Linked DNA regions of Homo sapiens: region 1 is linked to region 2. A link is an interaction called in ENCODE POLR2A ChIA-PET data of the cell type or tissue named here. Cell type or tissue: B cell. All regions are shown on one strand. Each heading gives the region's core, and the rest is flanking DNA. Links, peaks and the distances in the headings are about the cores only.

Region 1 (6,675 bases), core at 920-5,919, 1.9 Mb before region 2:
TGTTTTTAGCTTTTATTTTATTTTATTTCTCTTATTTCCTGGAATCAAGCATTGAGCTTAGTCGGTGCTCAGTACAGCATTGATGACTAAGCAAAAAGAATCCAGGCAAGAAAATAACTAACTACCACCACCGCCCACCCCCGCTAGCAATTTCAGCAGATTCTGAGCATAAGTAGTGTGGAGTTGAATCCCCCAGGCAATAACCTAGAAGCCCCAGGCAATAACCTAGAAGCCCGTCCAACAGCTGCCCTCATCTCCAATTCCATGGGGTTAGGACCCGCCTCCGTGATGTTTCTGAAAATGCATTCCTCCTCCGGGCTGATTTCCATTCCACAGGGGCCCAGTGCCCTGGTCTTGGTGGGCCCTCAGCGACCTACCCCACACAGACCAATACTTTCTCTTCCTGGTTCCTTTTACTGTGTTCCCTGCTTCCAAAAATCCAAGCAAAGTGTGTGCATTAGAAACCCTTCATTCTCTTTCATCAAAGGAACCTAGCGGTTTCTGCATTTTTAAACAACAAGAAAGTAAATCATGAACTTTTACTTGGCTACATAGATCAAAGATTCTCTTGAAGGTCCAAGTGATCTCAAATTATTTTTAATTATTTATATTTCCAGATCTGAATAAAAGACTGCAAAACACACCCCAAAAGTTTTCTGTTTACTTTATCAACCCTCAGCACCAAGGCAGCCATGAAGTGCTTTTTGTTCTTTTCTCCCTTCATGGCCATACCACCAGGAAGGTGGTCTTAACATGCCATCGATCATATCTGAGTGGCAAATGTAGCGCTGGCCCGGCCAGCCCAGCACATATCGCTGTGAGCCGCAGTGACACACATTCATTTCCGCTGGAGGCAGCCCTAGGGAGTCCGGCGGCCCTGCAGCTGTATTTCATCTCTTTGAACTGTATGGCCTCCCCTATAATTCAGGAAATGAGTTTACTCTATCTGTGACAAGCATCATGTTCACACAGTTTTGGGAGCGGCCAGCGTGGTGCAGGGCTGTATGGGAATGGAGGTGGCAGGCGTTTGCCAACCCTGGGGAGTACACCGACGGTACTTCCTCTCCCACTGCCGAGTGCTCCACTTGACCGTGACTTTCGGCACACCTGTTGCCTGAGAAAGTGTGCTTTATCCCCGTGTGCTGGGAATCTCTGGCTGTAATCTAACCTGAGATGAGTAAGTCAGTTTCTTAGACAGGGCGCTTCTTAAAACAGCAAGGCCTCTCAGTTGATCACCACTCAGCTCCCCTGAAGCTGTAGAACTGGTGCCTGTCTTTTGTCCATGCTTATTTTTTTTCGCTGGTAAACTTTGGCCCCTCTTTTGGTTGTTATTAAACTAGTATTTGTTTGGTGCACATAATCTCTGCTGGACCAGGTTAAAACAAGTGCAGATTGTTAAGGGAAGAGGGCTCTGGTCAGCGCGGAGTGTGCATACACTCGGATCAAGGAAAGGAATGCCAGAGCCAGCCCAGCATCAAAATACACTGCAAGTTGGTGGTGAGCTTTTGTTATTTTGCGTATGGTTAACCATCTCGGAGGTCATAAAGCGAGGCCTCTGTCCTCCGGTGCAGCAGCTGGGTTTATACAGTATTTCCAGATTGTTTATTCTGGCCCAGAGCCAGGGCTACATCGTTTTTCCATTATGCATGTTTGACAGATGAAGAGAGGTGGGAAGTGGGACTCCCAGGAACAGGTCTGTGATTTCCTTTCTATTTACATTAAAGGGACTTTTAGGAGTACTGAAGATTATGAACCAGTTCAAACATATGTCAATGCAGCAGAGGTAGAGAAGCTGCTATGTTTGCAAAAAATGTTCAGATCTTGGGCAGTAAAACAAAATCAAAGCAAAATCTTGGGCAGTGAGCACATCGTGCTTGTCACTGCCCAGTCTTGCATGCAGACAGGTTACTGGCGAGTGATATTTATCATTCACATCCAGAAGTTAAGCTAGTGTTTGTTTGGCAGGGCATTGGGAGGAGCCCCTGAGTTGGCAAACCAGAATCTGTGTGCAATCCACTGACATATGCATTTCATGCAGATGGGTGTGCCTGGTGCCGGGCAGAGATGTGTTTCCAAGGTCCCAGTAGAACTTTTTCCCTGCAGCCTTTTCCCTGAGCCACCAGCTTTCTGTGGATACTCCCAAAAGCCCGGGCTAAGTTCTTCCACCAGGAAGTGTTCAAGACTGACCAAAGAGCCACAGTTCACATTGTATCCACAGCAAAGTCCTTGGCACATAGGTCAAATGGATGTGATTGAATGACTGTTTTCCTTCTAAATAAAACACTTTCATTTTGCTAATGGAGAAACATCACTAAAAAGTACCAAAAGTGATGGCAAATTAAGTAACTGACCAGCATTCATACAGCAAAGTCAGGTCACACAAATAAATGTCTTTTTACCCAACAGTGTTTGAATCTTCAGTTAATGGCTGGGGTAAATATCACACCCAGCACAAATTCATTAGCTGCAAGACGGTGGCTTCTACATAGCTATTTGTGTTTGTGGTGAACCTTCCTTATCATGGCATGTCTTAAGCTTGGCTAAGTATTTGCAAGCGTTCTGTCACCATAACATAATGTTCTTCAACAGAGTGGCTAAGAAAAGCAAATACCACTACCTCTCCAGAACAACCTGTGATCCAAACCTTCTCTGTCAGCCTACTATCCAGAAATTCAATTTCCAGAAATGGAAAGTTTGCTCAGGAAGGACCCTCAACTAAGGAAGGAATTTAGCTAAAAAGTGAAGTATGCATAGTCAACACTGAAAGTTGCCCTTTGGGTTAATCCAGTCTTGCAGATGGATTTAAAATACAGGTTTCAAATCAACAAACATTTATGGAGGGTGGTTAGGTGCCAGGCATGGAGCTGGACACTGGGGAACTAAAAATGAAAAAGACACAGTCCCTTTCAGTGTGAAAACATTTTTGCTGGCTTGCAAGTTTTTCACCAGATCCTCCCAGACTTACCAAAGCATTCCCCTCATCTTAGAACACTCAAGCCCTTCTTTTCAATGGATTCCCTGAATGCCAGAATACACACAGGGCAAGGAGAAGTGGGTGGTTATAGATTTCCACTCAATTTGGAAATTAACAGCCTGTGGTGTAGCAAAAAGGTGCAAGGCTGAGAATCAGAAAGCCCACTTTCCAGTGCTTGGACTGAAATGTCCTGGCTGTACAGCCTTGAGCTGGTCTTGTGACCTCTGGGGCCCTTGGTATCTGTAAGTAAAATGGGTACTGGGAAGATTGAGCAAGGTAGTGAGGGGCGATGTGAAAGCGCATTAATCCACAGAGCCCTATGAAAATGAGAGGGATGTGCTTCTCTGCAGGACTTGTATGAGAAGTTGCACTGTTCGGGCTACTATTTGTAAAGTTTTAATAATACAGAAAGCAGCCCCCTCCTGGCCTCATGCCAGGTTTTATTCTCTACCAACATTGGGTGGCCAACTACAGATTTTTATGTCACTGGGGGCCAGCTGTTAGAAGAATCTCCACTCAGGACCGTAACTACTCTGTAGTGTCCCTGCCACTCCCTCCCCAGGGACAGCGCAGAGCCTGGAAGTCTATCCCCCTGTGGCCCTGACTCTATGGCTGATTGGACATGTCTATAAAGAAAAAACAATCTCTATTGTGTTCTTTAAATAGAAAGCTCAAAGTTTGTTTTTTTACTTTGTTTTCCCTCTTCTGAACACTTCATAGCTCAAAACCAGTGCCTATTTTGAGGAAATTTTCAATAGTTATCATAAAATTAACTAAGGGAATTATTTGACCAATCCCTAAAGGTAATAAGAAAAAACTTTTTAAAAAAATATCAAAAACATCCTGAAGCCACAGCTTCTTTTTGCCAAAAAGTATTGATGAATTAAAGTAGAGAGGCAGAAAAATGTGCCTTGCCAGCACTATTGGTCCCAAAAGGCAACCAAACCACAAAGTTAAACACTGAAATGTACAGACCCCAGCCAGATGGGAGGGTAGACTGCTTCTCGCTAAGGACCCAGCATTTGTGGGTCTCCTAGGAATTTCTGTGAAACTCCTTCAGATACTGCCTTTGTGCCCAGCTGTCTGTCTCCATCTCACAGACACAGCCAAGCCTTCCTTGAATCTGACAGCACCCTCGTCCTTCTGATGGTTTCTTTTGTTCCCTCAAGAAGCCTGTACAGAGGAGAACTGTGTTTCCCCAGGTGCTGAGCTGTGGAAATACAAAGATAAATGGGGTATCGCTTTTGTCCTGATCACTCAGTATAAAAAGCCTCTTTGGAAGAACAGCTAAATGAAACCTGGTGGAGATGTTAAGAATAAAATCTAGAGAAAATTTTTTAGGAGGTGGATAGTGCCTCAGAGGCCTCCTAAAAGTTTTCCATCTCTTGATTGAAACACACACAGAATCTATACTCTCAGACGTGCACACACAGCACATACGGCAAATCTTCATGATCTTGTAGTAAGTATGAAAGACCCAACTCCATGCAGAGTATTTAAGATAAGCCCAATAAGCCTGGTCTCCCTGGTGAGGATTTCTGACCAAACAGAAGAAATGTTGACTCCAGCAAATGAATCAGAGTGAGATGCCCTCTCTGCCCCCATGGTGACAAGCCTTGTGAGCAGGCATCTCCCTTAGACTGTGAGCTCCATCCACTCGTCAGCAATGTGGAGAGTTAAGAACCTGGGCTCATTAGTCAGACTTCCCCACACCCAACTTCGGGCTTCACCACTTACCAGCTGTGTGAGCCTGCACAAACTTCTAAATTCCAATGCCACAGCTTTAAATGGTGATAATAAGAGACCTCTACAGCACTGGGAGCTTTATAAGGATTAAATGTGTGTTTAGATATCTTACAATTCTTGGCACAGAGAAAGCTCTCAAAGTGCCAACTGATGATGATGATGATGGTGATGATGATGATGCCCCATTCACTGCAACAATTCCTGTGCGTGGTGCAGAATAGCTATTCAACAAATCTTTGCAGAAAGAGGGAAGGAAGATGATATTGGGCACACCAGTGAGGCCTAATTGAAGCCTTGATTTTGACGAGAAGCACTTACTCTCTAGGTTTATGAAAGCCTGAATTTTAGAATCTTTAAAGCAGAAGCATAAAACTCGACTTTCTATAACAGCCAGTCAGGTAACATAAAAGAATGAACCGGCATTTAGAGTCTGAGGCAAACTGGAAAGCCCTGGCCTCTTTCACGGGGGCAGTCACACTTGGCTCCAGAAGAATGTAGCCGCCCTTTGAGAAAAGCCAGAAATCCAGCTTTCCATGTGAAATAGACCAAGCCTTACAACAACTGAATCCATTTCTAAAAAAAAAAAAATACCCCACGGGCCAAACAACACATTGCCTGCCAGTCCGATCTTGGGCTGCCTTTTTGCCACCCTGTCTTAAAGGGAGGAGCTCTGTATTCGTCTCTTTCTTTTAAAATGTTTATCAGTGGGCACAAGAGACATGAGCCCCTTGAAGTTACTCTCAGTTCCTGCTAGGATCAGAGAACGCTCATGGAGTGAGGTCTTCACTTCTTCATGGTTAATCCGACAGTATGTGCTCACCTAACGAGGGCTTCTTCCCTTCCCAAGGAATGCTACTAATAAGTATAGATTTTTAAAGCATAATTGTTTTGTGGCTGAAATAACAACAATTATTTGAAAAAAAATCCTAACAACTTCCTCTAGAGCTGCTATTATGGCAGTCTGGAGAGAGGCTGATTCCATAGTCCATGTAGCTTTGTTTTGTTTGGATGGAAAGTCTGGCATTTTACAAAAATGTGGAAAACTTAGCAATGGAATGACTTTTCCATAGCACCGATTATCGTACAGCAAGACACACATCCATATGTCTTTGAAATGAGATTTTTAAGAATTCTCTGCTTATTATACAAGACAAACCACCTCTGGTCTTTCCATATGAAGGTGATAGTTTTCTACAGGCTCATGAAAGCTGCCCTGGTTATGGTGCAGTACTTAAAGTTAGGGAAAAATCTCAACATAGATGGGGACCCAGATTCAAATTCGTTTTTTCACTTACCAGCCAGCTATGTGACCTTGGGTAAGTTTCTATTTCTCCATCTGCAAAAGAGGGGTCATGATATTCACCTCACAGGGTTATTGAGAATATCAAATAAAATAATGTATATGATGATCCAAACTCATAATGGGTGTTCCCCATCAATATTGGTTGAATCTGAGTCTCTGTTTCTCCTGGCACAAAATAGCACTCCTGTTTCTGACCGCGACATAACCCTCTGGCAATGTCATTAACCTTATTAAATTTGGCAGCTCTGTGGAAAACGAAGGTCAAAAAAGCTGTCATTGTTTATATAAACTGTTCATTTTGTTGTTCACAGTGCTATGAGGACTAAAGGATAGAGGGTTGGATGCTGCCACCCAGGGAGTAACCAGGGAGAAGGGAAGAGGCTGGAACAGAGCCTGAGGAGGACTGGTCTTTATAAGACAGGCTGGGAAAGAGGAGGGCGTAGAGAAGATGGAAAGGGAGTGATCAGAGAGAGGTGAGGGTGCCAGGAAAACACTGTTGCAGATGCAGGGGTTTCAAAATGGAGTGTGTGGCCCACAGTGTGATGGGGTCATGCTGTGAGGCGCCCTCTGAGCTACCAACAAGGAAGCGAGAGTAACTGAATGGAGTACAGAAGGAACAGAAAGCAGGTTTTGGTGAGTTCAGTCACGTACG
Region 2 (6,675 bases), core at 860-5,859:
GGTTCAGTTCTACCCACTAGGAGGGTGTGACCCTCCTGGACATGTTTTCATCCCTGCAATAGACGAAACATCTCAGTTATGCTCTCTGTTCATTAATTATATAAGTTGCAATGAGGAATGTTATTCTTTGTAATATCATCCCTGGGCTTGTGCAATCTGTTTCATAAAATATCTTATTTTAGAGTTATTTTTGTTGTTATAAGACCTTAGATTTTAAAAGTAAATCAATAATTTCTACTTACAAAGTGCTAAAAAAGATTAAGATAGATTCCACCAAATTGTGTACCAAAGTTTCAAAGTAAATTCTTCTTGTTAAATAATTAAATCCTTTTCTCCCCCAAGAAGAATTTACTTTGAAATCATTGATTTCTAGACCCACTGGGCAAAGAGAAGCAGGCTGAGTAGTTTATAAATCACCCCAAAAATCGGATGATGTCTCTGTGACTAGCTAGTAAAGAGAAAACCTTACAGGTGTTTGTTTTGTTTTGTTTTTGAGACAGAGCCTTGCTCTGTTGCCCAGGCTGGAGTGCAGTGGCTTCATCTCTGCTCATTGTAACCTTCACTTCCTGAGTTCAAGCGAGGACATCTGGCTAATTTTTGTATTTTTAGTAGAGACAGGGTTTCACCATGTTTGCCAGGCTGGTCTTGAACTCCTGACCTCAAGTGATCTGCCCTCCTGTGCTCCCAAAGTGCTGGGCTTACAGGCATGAGCCACCATGCCAGGCCTGTTTTGTTTGCTTGTTTGTTTTTTGAGACAGTCTTATTCTGTTGCCCAGGCTGGAGTGCAGTGGTGCAATCTCAGCTCACCTCAACCTCCGCCTCCCAGGTTCAAGTGATTGTCCTGCCTCGGCCTCCCGAGTAGCTGGGACTACAGGTGCCACCACCACACCTGGCTAATTTGTTTGTATTTTTAGTAGAGACGGGATTTTGCTATGTTGGCCAGGCTGGTCTCAAACTCATGGACTCAAGTGATCCTCCCGCCTTGGCCTCCCAAAGTGCTGGGATTACAGGCGTGAGCCTCTGCAGCCTGCCAAAAGCTTACACATTGTTCAAGATTAAGCTCTTCAATTTAGGAGATTGTGGGAAGAGAGAGACAGAAAAAAACTATGGCCAGGAAGGCAAAACAAAGTAGGAGGCTAGAAAGGAAAGGTCGGATAGGTGGAGGCCTGGAAAGGAATACTCAGCGGTACTTGAGGGGGGTAACCTGAACTCCTAGTTTCTCTGGTGCCCTTTGGAGAAGTCTGGGTGGAGGTGTGTTTGCTGTTGCCTCTTACCCCCGGGTCAGGCCCCTACAGGATCCTGGAGGAGAGTCTAGGGTGGTCTGAACACTGAGGGTAGATTACCTGCAGTAGCTACAGAAACAGTCAGGGCCAAGGGGCTGACTAAAGTCCACTGAGGGGGTTGATCTGCCCACCGCAAGGAGGCAGACCACAACAAAAATAAGTGTTCTGGGGTGAGTGAAGGAATAGCTGTCCTCTCTGATGCAACCTTTAAGGGTAGTCCCCCGCCGCGTGGTCTCCCGGGGTTAGTCTTGCTGCTGGGGGAACAGGTGTGCCTTCCATCTCTCACTCTCAGACACATGAAGGGCCTGACTGCCCAGCAAAGAAATGACTGAGCACATGAGCCCCAGAGGAAAGAGTCCAGCATTACACATGCTGGTATCCAGACCACTCCTGTAAGACGAGCAGTGGTGGCCAGTAAAATAGAAGAGTTCAGTTACGTGCCCAATGACTCTCTGGAGTTCCTACAATTTCCTGTCTGAACTTGGGCTCAGGGCACTAGGTCCTTTTACCGACAGTTATGTAATTAATAAAACATTTTGAAATATGATTTTAGACTGTAAATAGAGAGGGGGAAGTGTGGACACAGATAAAACGAAATAGCATTTCCACATTTTTTCTTTTTTTTTGTACTTAATCTCTAATGTGATAGTAATGTTCACATTTTTGAATAGCCAAGAGAAACATGTGGCCAGCCCGATCGGAGATTATTATGCAATGACCCTCTATTCATCGCTAATGAATACCATGATGGCCCATACAGAGCATTTTGCTCTGTAGTCGAATCACACTTGCAGGAGGGTTTTGGACACATTATAATATGCTGTTCTTGTCTCTATGCCATAGGTGTTATACTTCCACCTGGACACAATTCTAGGATCTTTGTGAGTTTTTTGGAGTTGCATTTCTAAAATGATACACCATTTTCTCATACACGTTAATTATTAGCAGTTGTGCTTATTACTGCCTGGGAGAAAGGACCCCAAAGTAATTGCATTGATTTCATCGTTGGCGTGATGTGTGGCTGTTTTCACTCCAGTTGTGACCACCTAAGCTGAGAAGCCTTTTCTCTCTTTCGTATTGTCTTTCCCCTCAGTGACATTGAGATTTCAAGAGGACAAACTCCAAAAGCTGTGGATGTCCTTGCCAAGGAGATTGGATTGCTTGCAGATGAAATTGAAATCTATGGCAAAAGCAAAGCCAAAGTACGTTTGTCCGTGCTAGAAAGGTTAAAGGATCAAGCAGATGGAAAATACGTCTTAGTTGCTGGGTAAGACACCATCTAACATCTACTTGATCAAGCAGACATATTTACAAAACTCTTCCCTATTTATCTCTCTCCTCGTACCCCTCAATCCATCCTATTCTCACATTTGACATTTCGTCCATTTCATTTGGCATTTCTTTATTTGGTGTGAGATAAGTTTTTATTTTCAGTGCAGAGCAAACTAGTCGACTCTACACAAGATAAAGTCAAACAAGTTGCAGTGCTTTATCTTTTGTTTCTCATATTATGTTGTTATTACCCCTGCTCCTCCTTGACTTTTTGAATTTCATTTTTCATTATAAAAATCAAAATAGGAATTGAAAGTAAACTATTTTGAACTGAGCAGTTTGTTTTGTGCGTTCTACTTGAAATATTTTCGTGGAAAAGGTACAGATAATCATATGAAACATGTTTTCCTGTTAATATCCTTGATCTTACCTACATATTCACATTTCAAAAGCTCATTATTTCCCTTTTTCTGCATTTCAAAACTAATGTTGGGCCATTTTCATTTGTGTTGGTTATTTTATAAAAGACAAATTCATAGTTTTTGTGAAAAGGAGTGTTTGCCTTTTTCCCCTTCTTTTTAAAAAAAGAAGTACATTCACTAGCTGAAAAGATGATAGAAAGCAAGGGATTTCAAATATTTATTCAGTGTGACCTGAGGGAACATCATGAGACCATATAAATTCCTTTGCTGCCTTGAAATTTCATTTCAGTGACTATTGCTTATGATGTATACAAAGCTTCAGGCACAAAACCTATTTGTCAGGCAGAGACATTTCTTGTAATTGGAATTGACTCCTAGGTAACTTTGTTTTTACGTATTTAATTATTAATGTAAGTGCTTTTTTCTTTATTTCTTTTTCTGGTTATAAAAAGAATGTAGTTTCATTGTAGAAATATTCTAAAAATTCAGAAAACAGAAGTGAAAAAGTAAAACATCCCAAACCCAAGCACTCAGAGGAAACAACTGTTGACCTGCGAGGACTGTTTTGACGCTGATAGAGTCTCTCAGCCATGAGGTCACACTCACATGCTATTGTGTAAGCAACCTGATTATTCAAGCATATGTGGCATACTGAGCTCCATGTGAGTGAATATTGAGCTATGTCACCATTTTTCATGACAACATAACATTCCATCACTCACATCCCAGATTCTTTTTTTTTTTTTTTTTTTGAGACAGAGTCTTGCTCTGTTGCCAAGACTGGGGTGCAGTGGTGTGATCTCAGCTCACTGCAAACTCTGCCTCCCGGGTTCAAGCGATTCTCCTGCCTCAGCCTCCCGAGTAGCTGGGATTACAGGCATGCGCCACCATGCCCAGCTAATTTTTGTATTTTTAGTCGAGATGGGGTTTCACCATGTTGGCCAGGCTTTTCTCGAACTCCTGACCTCAAGTGATCCACCCACCTTGGCATCCCAAAGTGCTGGGATTACAGGTGTGAGCCACCGCACCTGGCCACATCCCAGATTCTTAAACATGTTGGGGAAGCAGGGGCTGGGGGAGTAGCAAAATGCCCAGGATGAGGGTGGAGATCCCATCTTACACATCTTCTGGCACCTCTAGTTCCATCAATAAGTGCTACCCTGGTAGTTCTGAGTGTTTCTAATTGTCCAAGTGCACTGATGCAGAAAAATAATTTGAACATAGAATAGGGATGTTCCACAACTTACTTGACCAATTTTCTATTGATGGGCAATCAAAGTGTTCCCAATTTTTGCCATTTTAAACTGCTAGAATTAACAACCTTGGGCATGTGGATTTGTGCATCTGTTTAATTATCTCCTTAGGAAAAATCCCCGGAAGTGAGTTCAATTATTTATAACCACAAATAAAGCAAAAATATTATCCAAAACAGGCCAAGCGCGGTGGCTCACACCTGTAATCCCAGCTCTTTGGGAGGCCGAGGCAGGTGGATCACAAGGTCAGGAGATCGAGACCATCCTGGCTAACATGGTGAAACCCCGTCTCTACTAAAAATACCAAAAAATTAGCCAGGCGTGGTGGCAGGCACCTGTAGTCCCAGCTACTCAGGAGGCTGAGGCAGGAGAATGGCGTGAACCTGGGAGGCGGAGCTTGCGGTGAGCCAAGATCACGCCACTGCACTCCAGCCTAGGTGACAGAGCAAGACTGTCTCAAAAAAAAAAAAAAAAAAAAAAAATCACCTCTTTAATGATATAGTGATTTCTTCAAATCCTTTTTCCCTCCTCCTGTCCCACTTTCCTGTCCTCCTCTTTCTCCTTCTCTTTGTGTAGCTTTTCTTTTTTTTTTTTGAGATGAAGTCACCCAGGCTGGAGTGCACTGGTGCGATTTTGGCTCGCTGCAACCTCTGCCCCCTGGGTTCAAGCAATTCTTGTGCCTCAGCTTCCCAAGTAGCTGGGATTCCAGGCATGCACCCCCACGCCTGGCTAACTGTTTTTGTATTTTTATAGAGACGGGGTTTCGCCACATTAGCCAGGCTGGCCTTGAACTCCTGGCCTCAAGTGGTCCGCCCGCCTCCTCCTTCCAAAGTGCTAGGATTACAGGTGTGAGCCATCATGCCCAGCTTCTGTAGCTTTTTTGTAAGAGGGACAGACAGCCAGGGCCTCTCTGAATCCCTCAGCAGTTGGCATTGTAAGGAATTCATCCTTTGCTCCACACCTTGGTTGCCTGTGGCTTCACCCTTCTCCCGCAGGCTTCCAGGCTCACTGCAGTTAGATTCCTGAGCCCCTTTCCAACCTAGAACCCCAAACTTAATGTCCCCATAATCGAGTGTGGGAAAGTTCCTGGCTGAGGGGAGGGGTTGGCTCCACCTGCAGGCACCCTCTGGGCCCACACCCTGCAAGGAGCTGCCTCTGGTTAGATTGGCTCCGGGGTCTCTGAGTTTAGGGCACAGTTTAGTCAGGGTTGTTTTATGGCAGTATGCTTGATGCATATTTGTCTGCAATTAATAAACAAACTCTTGGCCATTAAGACCTTGAAAAAGCATTTGATTTGTGAAATTGGTTCCTTTCTTCCAGGCTTCAGATGATCTTGGTAGGTGGGTTTGCAGGCTTTCTCACCCTGTTCAGATAGGAACACTTAAGGAAAACTTGGTAGGATGTGTTGTCTGTTTATGAAGGAAGAATCCTGCAGCAGATTTTCTTATCCAGTCCTTGTGCTTTACTCCATTTTGGGCTTGTCAATAAAATCAGAAATCCAGATATGGATGGCTCTGACCTTAGCTTGGAACACAAAACTGATACTTCTAAAACAAAGCTGTGATGATACTGTTTTCAGGTTCCTTACTTGTAAACAAAGCTGGGCCTCCAGCCTCATGCTGGAGAATGCTAGCTAGCACGACTGCCTGGGGTTACAGCCAATGCAGTCCATGGCCAGTAGAACATTTCTCCACGCTGGCTTTTTGCTAGCATTAATATGTATAATCAAGCTGAAATTGGCCTGCCATGTTGTAAATAGAAAAGAAGACTAAAGATGAATTTTCAAGAACAGATTAAACACCAAGGGATCAACAATTCTTTTTCTGAAATTCTAAGTTTCTTTACCTAACAAAGACCTTTGAAGGAACAAAAATTAAATGGCCTGTCTCTTTTTTAACTGTAGTGGAAAAAAATAACCGTGCTGGTAAGATTATGATATATGTATGCATTTGTGGCACAGCTTGAAGATTTTTAGGAAATAGCCACACTGGATTCTATAAGGGAAGAATGAACAGCCCCTTCTCCCCAACACAACAAATGATATATTTTTTAGGGCTGTAAACTGTCATCAGTATCTAATCCCTTAATAGCTGAATATTGATATCAGTTTAGATCACAGGCAACTATTTTATCGATAGCCTAAAGTGGGCCTGGCATGACGGGTTGTGCCTATAACCCAATTACTCTGGAGACTGTGGGTGGATCACTTGAGGCCAGGAGTTCAAGACCAGCCTGAGCTGCATAGCAAGACCCCATCTTTAAAAAATACAAACAAACAGCAAAAAGCAGCACTGGTTTAAAGCAACATTTGTAATCTAAAGTGAAAAGTCAATTTGAAATAAAAATCATCTTCATATTTTTACATTTGACCAGGTCAAGCGTTAGGGGGAAATGACTGTTATCAAACCATTATATGCACTGTTGCAACTTCTTTAAAAATATAAA

Evidence for each region. Peaks named below come from ENCODE experiments on the same cell type or tissue, not always from the same donor. Only the 100,000 strongest peaks of a DNase experiment are listed, where the experiment ranks them.
Region 1: POLR2A ChIA-PET joins it to region 2 with 10 read pairs; 1 of 35 experiments calls an interaction of 5 or more read pairs at or near these places.

Annotation. Positions count from the first base shown.
Region 1 is chr6:149,059,599-149,066,273 of GRCh38, forward strand. The region is part of intron 7 of UST (uronyl 2-sulfotransferase); the gene reads left to right. Among named protein-coding and RNA genes, the nearest start is that of UST-AS2, 30 kb to the left of the region's middle. RefSeq lists enhancers at 6,294-6,373, 6,394-6,675. In B cell, for the core only: no CTCF peak of the experiment used is centred there; a DNase peak (open chromatin) is centred at 973; H3K4me3 peaks cover 350 bases; H3K27ac peaks cover 1,295 bases.
Region 2 is chr6:150,923,746-150,930,420 of GRCh38, forward strand. MTHFD1L (methylenetetrahydrofolate dehydrogenase (NADP+ dependent) 1 like) reads left to right here. Exons shown (of 28, transcript NM_015440.5): 11 at 2,377-2,550. Among named protein-coding and RNA genes, the nearest start is that of MTHFD1L, 61 kb to the left of the region's middle. In B cell, for the core only: a CTCF peak has its summit at 5,408; a DNase peak (open chromatin) is centred at 3,566; H3K27ac peaks cover 1,749 bases.